Regions from separate parts of the Mus musculus genome. Here region 1 is linked to region 2. The links are chromatin loops, found by intact Hi-C in ENCODE. Cell type or tissue: heart. All regions are shown on one strand. Region 1 overlaps Vwf (Von Willebrand factor). Region 2 has its middle 9.0 kb from the start of Gm32673.

Region 1 (5,000 bases), 240 kb before region 2:
GGGGCTGACCTGGGCTCTATGACCGTCTGACCCACACGGGCTAGCCTGGGCTCTGGACCCTGGAGGAATTTGCTGAGTAGACACATACCACACTCATACTCTGGGCAGCACAGGTTTGTGCTCTGCTTGAGGCGAGCCACTTCACATGGGCCACACGTGGGAGCTAGAAGAGAAGAATAGCCATGAAACTCAGAAAAAAATCAAGTATGGTCTAGACTAGAGAAGGTTCTCAAAGTTCTCACTCACTGATAGCCAGCATGGACCCTAACTAGGACTTTCATAGCATCTGGACTATGGGACCGGGATCAAATGCTGGCTAAAGCAAATCTTCACATTGGGTCTTTCTACATCTCAGCTTAGCTTTCAGAAGACTCTGAGTCTGACGCAAGCATTGGGGTGGAAGGACAGAGGTACATCTGAAAGTTCCTACACCAGGTACCAAAAAGAGACTCTTGATTGCAGCAAGCAGAAATGTGGTCTCAAGAAGAAAAACACCTCCATGGGGCCTTTATTTGGATTGGTCTGTTATGTGTATGACTGGTGGCTGAAGACCCACAGAGTCCTTCTTCCACCAGGGACACCAGGCAGAGAAGACTCACCTCGGGCTGTGGGACACGGCTGGGCAGTGCAGTTAATCTTTCTCCCACTGAGGCACATACAGATCTGACAGGGCTGATGGTCTGGGACCCAGGTCTCCAGGAACTGAGGGAGAAACAAGTCTAAGCAGCCATACCGGACACTCTGGTTGGAGCCTGGGATCATGCAAGTCAGTACTCCAGCCAAGAGGGCCTGGCTTGCACTCCTGAGGGCCTGGACATAGGGGATCAGACAGTGGGTCAAAGGCCCTGTGGCAGCTTTGCCAGTTGTGTTGCTTGTAACAGGACCCTGCATCAGAAAGAAACATGTTAAAAAGACAAAGCTGCTGACTATAAGTAGGGTAGAGGAGAGGAAGACCAGAAGAAGAAAACCACCAAAAAAGCATAATGGAAGGCATGGTGGCGGGTGTCTACCTGTAATTCCAGCAACAGGAAACATGGGTGGCAGGATCTGAAGTTTTAGGCTAACCTGGGCAAAGAAAAAGAAGAAAGGAGGAGGAGGAAGGAGAGGAGGAAGAAGAGGAGGAAGGGGAGGTGGAAGAGGAGGAGGAGGAAGGGGAGGTGGAGGAGGAAGAGGAGGAGGAGGAGAAGGAGAAGAAGGAGGAGGAGGAGGAGGAGGAGGAGGAGGAGAAGAAGAAGAAGAAGAAGAAGAAGAAGAAGAAGAAGAGGAGGAGGAGGAGGAGGAGGAGGAGGAGGAGGAGGAGGAGGAGGAGGAGGAAGGATGGAAGGAAGGAAGGAAGGAAGGAAGAAAGAAAGAAAGAAAGAAAGAAAGAAAGAAAGAAAGAAAGAAAGAAAGAAAGAAGGAAGAGGAGGAAAAGGAGGAGGAGGAGGAAGAAAAAGAAGGAGGAGGAGGAAGAAAAAGGAGGAGGAGGGGAGGAGAAAGAAGAAAGAAGAAAGTGGGGAGCGCAGAGAAATGGAAACAAAAACAAACAAACAAAAACAATTAAAAAAAAAAAAACCAAGGCAGCTGCAGCTGCTATTTCAGGCCGAGGCCTGGGGTCCCTGGGAAGGCACACAGAGCACTGGCTCCCTTCTGGGGCAGGAAGCTGAGAGTGACAGCTGGAAAGGCCTGCTCTGTTTTGATTTTCTTTTTTCTGTTTTCTCTCTAAATGTGGGCCTCAGGTACCTAAAGAATAAGACTTTTTTTTTTTTTTTTTTAAATCAGAAAGTGTGCTGATAAGCAGTAGCGTTAACCTGCCTCCCACTAAGGCACGTGCAGAACTGGCACGGCTGATGGTCTGGAATCAGAAAGATACCACCCCCAAAAGGGTGCTCAACTTCCTTTGATAGGAATTCCCACCTTCCTGGGAAGCTTTACCCAAGCACCCCCAAGGCGGGACTCAGAATCAACTGCCCCGTGTCGCCACAGGCCTGACTGTGCAGCAAACATGCCAGCAGGGGGCGCTGCTACATAGGCCCAAATTGCTTGCAGGCAGAACTGTAGAGATTTCCAGATGAAGGCTCAGGAGAACAGGTATAAGAATAGCTGGAGTTCGAGATTAAATAAAGGGCCCAAAAGAACAGCCTACAGAGAGTATGGTGTAGGAAAACTTGAGTGTTCAAGGCCAGCCAAAAGACACAAGGATGTCTCCATACACCACCCACCAGTATCTGGAAGCTTTGGTACACGGTGTCAAAGAAACGCAGCTCCTAGCCTGAGCTGGAGTCTCATAGTCTCAGAGGTGCCTGGCAATGGGCTCCAGGGTAAGGGGTGTGTGTCCCCCTATGCTGAAGTGGGACTCTGAACAGTGCCACTCCAGCTGCGGCTCCCTTGAGAGGCCCACAGCCTGTGCGGGACTCCAGACCCCATCTGATCCAGCTACGAAAGCCCACATCTCCACAGTGCGTTTTGTAAAACAAACAAGAGCTATGGAAACTGGTAAATATTTTTCCTTTTCCCGGGGTATAACAGATTTAAGCCCTGGTTATTTCCCTGAAGGAAGATTTTCTGGGCTTTCTTTTTCAGTCTAAAAATTCATTTAATGGAAATGTTCTTCATATTAGATTCTCATTCTTTCTCTGCTTTCAAGCGACGCTGGGAACGCAGGTGGCTGGATAAGCGCTTGTTTTCTCCCATTTAAACTCTATTTTCTGAATAACTAAAACCGGCTGTGTTCTCTCGTCAGAGGTTTTGATTAATTCTATACTTGATTTAAAAGAAAAAAAAAAAAGAACCTGCTCTTATGTCCAAACTAGTGCAGTACTTGGACAGATTCCGTAATGCAACTCATGTGCCTGCTCCAATTTGTCGTGCTGAAGGTGACGAAAACAGAAAAGGAGAGACAGTCAGACGTGGGGAGGGGGGTGTTGAGCACACAATAAAATTCACACATTTCCTGCCTTTGGGACCTACAGACATCTGACACTCACAGAGCCTGGAACAGTCTAGAGTGAGCTTCTCAGCCCAGGAGGCCAGGGGAGAGGGCAAGCCCATCTCTACCTTCAGAGTGGAGGAAGTGTGTCGCCCTTCCGGCAGCTCGGAATAACCACTAGGTGTTAACACCACAGATAAACACAATTGCATCATCCGGGCCCTGCAGGAACCCGGGAGCCATGAGAATCAGGGAGGAAAATGTTAGGTTTTGCCAACTCCATTGGGAATCTTATGTCCAGGTACCCAGTTACTTTGGCAATGGGAAATATGATGGAGGACATTTCTTCCTTACTCACTTATTCACAGTAAGAGAAACGAGGGGGGCTTCACTGAGGTGAAGCTCAATAGCTCACCTAAAGCAAGTGGTCCCACCCAGTCAGTAATGTTATCAGATGCCCATGCTCATATCAGTGCCCAGTCAGAGCCGTGCTTAGCTAGCAGTTCCTACTGAGGTCCATGGCAGGGCTGGGATGATACAAGATACCCTGGTGCTGTCACCAGCAGTCCCATTACATGATCCGTGCCACACGAAGCTTGGGCTTCTCGTCCACTAACCATATATGATGTGTGATAATGACCCTACAGGGATTTGGAGAAAATCAAAAATGATCTATTTCCTGGCTTACAAAGTCATGGACCAAACAAGATAGCTACTGTGACTATTGTTTTGTTTGCTCTCTTTGACTGGCTAGTTTTACCACAAGGTCTACTAGAGACTACAGTGGTAAGCCACCCCACCTGGTGCATTAAGGGGGAAAGGTTCTCCCTGGTGCAGATAGATATGTTAGGTCTAGAGGGAAAACTGCCTTTACTGGAAGCCAAAGAGGCTCCTATATCTACTGTGCTTGGTGATGTCACTGGACAGGACTACTGGGCACTTAACCTTGTAAGTATAGATGCTATCAATGTGGGTGAGAGAAGACTACCATTATGGACCAATGGGAGAGGTTAGTGAATATCCTTTGGAAGAGCTCTCATGAGCTCCCAGAAAGCTAAGAGAATTGGTGGTGCAATGATTTCCAGGCAAATTATCATAGTAACAATGCAGTAAAGACCCTTTTGAACAACAGAAAGTGCAAGGTCTTTGGAGTTACGCTGAGCCTTGAATTCTGAATCCAGTGTCCAAACCCAACTACAAGCTGGGTCCACAGGAAAGTTAACTGAGCTTGGTCCCTTAAAGATTTTCTATATTTAGAAGCAATGTAGATTAAGGTACCATCTTCTGGTAGAACCTGAGTTCGAGGGATGTTTTATACATACACACACACACACACACACACTTCATAATCAAATATATCAAAGAAGAAAAAAAACCTTCTGAAACATTTGCATGACATTAGTCCATTAAAAGCAGTGAGGACTCCTGCAATGGAGAAAGATCCTGAACTATTTAACTGTGCACTTTAAACTCACTTGGCCACAGGTGATTATAAATGCTCTGGAGAACAGAATCTTTAGGGAACATGGAGATAATATACAAAGTACCAAGGATGTCTGAAAAATGGCGGATACTGGCTTATAATACACAATTCTCTCCTTCCCTCCTGGGTTCCTATATCACTCAACATGAGTGAGCAAAACTCATATTAATGGTGCTCTAACAATCTGGTGTTTGATGCCACAGCTAATGCATGGGAGACCAGGATCTGAACTCGGATCTGTCTGAATCCAATGCTGCTACGCACGCTGCCTCCCTATCCATCGGTGATTCCCTAAGAGTCGCCCCTGCTGTGGAAAGGGGGAGAGGCTGACCCACTGAGAAAGAGAAGCCAGACTCCTACCTGATGTCGAACTCCATCCTCGCCAACACACTGAGTGCAGGCCTCCTCGGGGACACAGCTGCCTTCCAGAAAAACTTGGTGTTGGGGACAGAAGCAGCCTTCTGAGGGATGGTCCCCACAGAAGCTAGTGTTCCCATCGCAGTGCCGAGGGCAGCCACGCTCACAGTGGTTATACACCAGGGACGGTGGGCATGACATAGCTGAAGACAGAGAATGAAGTCACTCTCAATGGCCTATAGCAGCCAGAAG
Region 2 (5,000 bases):
GAGCCGGTCATGTGAGTGAAACCTGCAGGAGGCTGCCTTCAGAACAAGCTGGAAAAAGCCAGCTCTGGATCAACACCATCAAATTTCAATGGCTGTGAGTCACAGAGCTCAGACCTCAGAGGCAGTGGGGAGCACTTCCCCCTTGGCAGGCAAATCCCAGATGCCTGCCTTCTCCTGAAGGCCACAGAGGGAGATTGTCCCCCAGAAGAGGAGCCTTGAGGTTGATCTCCTAGCTCAGTGGGGGTACACTGGGGGTTCCGTCACAGCAGCACACACACACACACACACACACACACACACACCAGAAACAAAAGAACAGAGCCAGATGTAGTGGTTCACATCTGTCTTTGTTATCCTGACACTTGGAAGGAAGAGGCAGGAGGAGCAGGAGTTGAAAGCCAGATTCAGCTACACATTGGAGTTTGAAGCCAAGGGAGAAAAAATTAAAGCAATAAAAAGAATACACCCAAACTGTAAACCATAGGCATGGCCTGACCCGTGGGGCTAGTACAATTCAAAGTCTTACTAGGAATTCAAAACAGGATTCCACTGCTCCCAAGGACATGCAAAAGAGAGAGAGGCAAAGTTTCCTCAGGAGGAGCTGGGGCACAGCATTTGACTAGCGGAGGCTCACAAACTCTTTGACTGTCAATCTACAAAGGTCCAGTAACCAAGTGCCCCTAACAGCTGGAAATCTTGCTGGCATGATTCATCAATGAACGGCCCACATATTTTGGGTCTGTGGTCGTGAATAAGTCACGGCTGTGGCACTTACTGGGCACAAACATGCTCACCTCGTCCCCGTCCCCAGGAGGCAGCGGAGAAAGGGCAAATGCAGGCTCGTGCAGGCCTTGTGCAGCGACCCTTTGCTCTCAGCACTTGGACCAGCAGCGAATCTCTGCTTTAACGCCGGCTCCTTGGACAAAGGCCGAGAGCAGCCCCTGTGGATGTGTAGAAACGTGAATGTTCAGAAGGCAGCATGTCCATTTAGCAAAAGCAGAAACATCCCTCTAAGAGGTTTGTGTCTTCCATTCTCTGCCTACTCTCCCTTGGGTTACCACACTAAACTACTGCAGCCTGGAACTGCTCTCAGCTGCATCCATCCGTCTGCCTGTCAGCCTGTCCCTCCTGAACATCACCTGACCAAATTCTTCTCCCTTTCTTGGGAACCCAGAGCCACAGGTGATAAGAACGTTCTGTACTTCCTGCAGCCAAAGTCACCCACCCACAACTTAATCTGCTCTTTCTTTCCTCTCCTGATCTACAAAGGACCTGTCCCTGAGAGCCTAGTGGTCCTCAGGTGTCCTGGCTCCCACCCTTCCTCCTGGCCCACAGCTTCCCCAACCTATTGACTACCCATCTCCACTCGCTACCCGACAAGCTCTTCCCTTCAATAGCCTGTTGATATGTGGAGTTGTTGTTTTTCTTGTGTGTGTGTGTATGTGTGCGTGCACTATTGACTACTTGATGTCTTTTGTAATTCCATATTACTTTGGAATTTCTTTTTCTGTTTCTGTGAAGAATTTTCTGGCATTCTGGTAGCCTTCCATCTAGGCAGGGAACTGGTTACCAGTCTCCTTGCCACAAAAACAAGCTGGAAATGCACCTTAAGGAAGAGTTTATTTTTGGTTCGTGGTTTGAGAATGTGGCGCCTCAAAGCAGGAAGACGTGCTGAAGAGAGAGTAAGTGGCTGGTCTCGCTGTATCCACCTCCCTTCCCTGCAGCCTCTCCCCGCTGCAGTCCCTCTTCCTGTAGCCCCTCCCCTGAAGCCCTACCTTCTGCAGCCTTTCCCTCCTGCAGCCCCTCCCTCCTGCACCCCCTCTTCTTGTAGCCCCTCCCCTGCAGCCTCTCCCCCTGCCGCCCCTCCCTCCTGTAGCCCCTCCCCTGCAGACGCTCTCATGAAGCCCCGCCCCTGCAGCCTCTTTCTCCTGCAGCTCCTCCCTCCTGTAACTCCTCCCCCTGCAGCAGTGGTTCTCAACCTTCCTAACTCAGCATCCCTTTAACACAGTTCCTCATGTTGTGGTGACCCCGACCATAAAACTATTTTCACTGCTGCTTCATAACTGTAATTCTGTTACTGTTGTGATTTCCGTGCCCGTGAACCTATGAACGGCTTGACACAACGTGGTCCATACACACATACTGGGATATTATTCAGCCTTAAAAGGGAAGGAACGCCTGACACATGCTAGGACATGAACAGACCCCGAGGACAGTATACTCAGTGAATAAACCGGTCGTGAAGCAGCAAGTCCCGTGTGACTCCACTTCTGGGAGGTTCTCAGAGAAGTCAATAAAGCACCCAGGGATGAGTCAGGAAGAGACGGGCAAGGGTGGAAGGGGCGCAAAGAGGCTCATGGGAGGAATGTGATTATTAAACACATTCCACCATGTATGGAAATGCCACAATAAAACGCACTATCATGTAATTTATACAATAGTTCATTATTCTGTTTTTTTTTTTAAAGAGAAAGAACGGCAGTTGCCAGGGCTAAGAGGGATGAGGAGTCAGTTTTCAAGGACTGCAGTTTCAGCTTTGTAGGATGCAAAGGTCCCTAGAAACGGCATAGCTGTGCAAAAGTCTCAAGGGAAGTGCTCCTGGATTTTGCTGTCTTGTTTTGTTTTTGAGATCCAGTGTTGTTACGATATAGCTTGGAGTGACCTTGAACTCACAATATTCCAGCCTCAGTGCTGGGATTACAGGCCTGTGCCACTCCGCCCAGTGAGTAATTATGTAATAGTTAAACTGATTCCCAGAGTCTTAGATTTTCAAACTAAAGTCTCATTGCCACAGTGGCATACCCCACCCCCGACAGACGGACAGACAGACACACACACACCATGAGTTGTTGGCTAAGGAGTCCCCACAGGCCCCCATATAACACAGACTTTTGCCACCACTCTTGGTTACCTGAGAGGACTAGACAGTAAGACCCCATTGCTCATCTAGCAAACGGGGATCAGACTGGACAAAGCCTGGAAGCTCCCGTTCTGCTGGCCATAGTGCTGGAAGGTTCTGTGTAGGCTGCTGAAGAAATAAGTGATCCCCCAGCTGTAGACCCCACATGCTGCAATCCTGAACTGCCTAGTAAGACACTCCCACTGGCAGCATAAATATCTGCAGGTTACAAGCCAATCTCTGACTAGATTTGAGGCCCGATCCATGGGAGAAGATACATACCTGGTTTTCACGGTCAGAAGCCTATGGCCCTATAGGTCCTATGCTGAAGGAACATGTAATAAACGTGCCTTCTAAATATTTATGCTTATATCCATAGACTAATGTAGCTCTTAGCTTTGCTACCGCCCTCAAAACTCCCAAATGCCTCTCTCTCCCAGCCATGGGCAAGGGTCAAAACAAGGACTCATAATTGGTCAAATGCCAAGAAAGAATGACCACTGAGGCTCAGGCAAAACAGGACATTTGTGTCACCCTTCCTGAGATCCCAGGAACTTTGTGGAGAAAGGATGCAAGAAAAAACCGTGGGAGCCAGAGAGGGTGGGCTGAAGTGAAGTGTGCGTCTCCGCATTGCTTACAAGTACGGAAACATCAATAACAACAGAAGAACGGTTCCGCTGAAGTTGTGCGTGGGGTCAAGGAGGGGGCACCCGACGTGGACACCTGAGTCTGGTCCCCAGAGTGTGCATAATAAAAGCTAGTTCGGTGGCTTCTCTGGGGCTGTCTACCCTAGCCTTGCTGAAGAGCCCCAGGTTGGTGAGAGAAGCTGTTTCACAAACCAAGGCAGGCAGCACCGCCTGAGGAATGATGTCTGCAGTTGACCTCTGCTCTCCACGAGCATGCGCACACTCCGCACACCAATAGTTAAGCTGTCCTGATTTGTTTTCGACAAGGTCTCACTGTGTAACCCTGGCTGACCTGGAACTTTCTACGTGGACCAGGCTGGCCACAAACTCACCTGCCTCTGTGTCCCAAATGCTGTAATTAAAGAGGTGTGCCACCACACCCTGGCCAAAGGCTGGCTAAGTTCTATGCTGTGTTTTTGTAACCACAACATTAATGGGAAAAATAAATTAGTGTGTATTTTTTTCCTCTTCTTAAAGCATACGGTAGCTTTCCATTTTGCTCAGAATAGTAGCTGAGTTCCTCGAGTAGCCTAGAAATCTTTGCTGGCCTCGATTTCCCACCCAGCTCCACTGCAGAACACCCAGTCAGCAGGCTTGTGTGTGTGTGTGTGTGTGTGTGTGTGTGTCTGTGTCTGTCTGTGTCTGTCTGTCTGTCTGTCTGTCTCTGTCTCAAACTCACCAAGTAGGATGACTTTGAACTTCAGATCCTCCCTCCGTCTGCTGAGTCCCTGAGTGTTAGGATTACAGATGAGCACCAGCAGGATTTTATTCTGAGCGCACCTGCCGCTTTGGCAGACAGTCCTCTCAATGGGATTCCCACTGGGTCTCTGGGGTCTCTCTACTCCTGTCTGCTTGCTCCTTACAGGTTCTGCTCACATGCTTGCTAATGCCTCCTGGACAGGACCTTGGGACCACCACTCCTCTGGACAGAGGACACCATCACAGCAGGCGGCACAGCACAGCCACCATTCCTGCTCAGGACTAACATTATCCTTGCTAAATTCTGGGATTTTCCTGTCGACTGTCTTTTAAGGATTATGATTAAATTGCACATGTAGCTGGGCGGTGGTGGCACACGCCTTTAATCCCAGAACTTGGGAGGCAGAGGCAGGAGGATTTCTGAGTTTGAGGCCAGGCTGGTCTACAGAGTGAGTTCCAGGCCAGCCAGGGCTACACAGAGAAACCCTGTCTCAAAAAAACCCAAAAAATAAAATAAAATAAAATAAAATAAAAATTGCACATGTAAAGTTTGACACTTCATATATAACCAGGGCCTTCTGCGACTGGGTCTCAGAAAGTTCTTGATTTGGAGGGGTGGGGGTGGGGGTAAAGGGGCGAATTCCCTTTGAGAGTTTGATTAAAACTATAAAACCAGGCCTGGGGGCTGGAGAGATGGCTCAGTGGTTAAGAGCACT

The links. Hi-C counts contacts between places; a loop is a spot of excess contacts. Peaks named below come from ENCODE experiments on the same cell type or tissue, not always from the same donor. Only the 100,000 strongest peaks of a DNase experiment are listed, where the experiment ranks them.
Region 1: it touches region 2 in a loop (6-fold over the local background); 5 of 42 quality-filtered maps call a loop at or near these places.

The regions. Positions count from the first base shown.
Region 1 is chr6:125,658,667-125,663,666 of GRCm38, reverse strand. Vwf (Von Willebrand factor) reads right to left here. Exons shown (of 52, transcript NM_011708.4): 38 at 4,752-4,951; 39 at 600-702; 40 at 89-163. Among named protein-coding and RNA genes, the nearest start is that of Ano2, 29 kb to the left of the region's middle. In heart, a CTCF peak has its summit at 1,986 (motif pointing right); a DNase peak (open chromatin) is centred at 1,996.
Region 2 is chr6:125,419,453-125,424,452 of GRCm38, reverse strand. No RefSeq gene overlaps it. Among named protein-coding and RNA genes, the nearest start is that of Gm32673, 9.0 kb to the left of the region's middle. In heart, no CTCF peak of the experiment used is centred here; a DNase peak (open chromatin) is centred at 1,912; H3K4me3 peaks cover 912 bases; H3K27ac peaks cover 1,190 bases; H3K27me3 peaks cover 534 bases.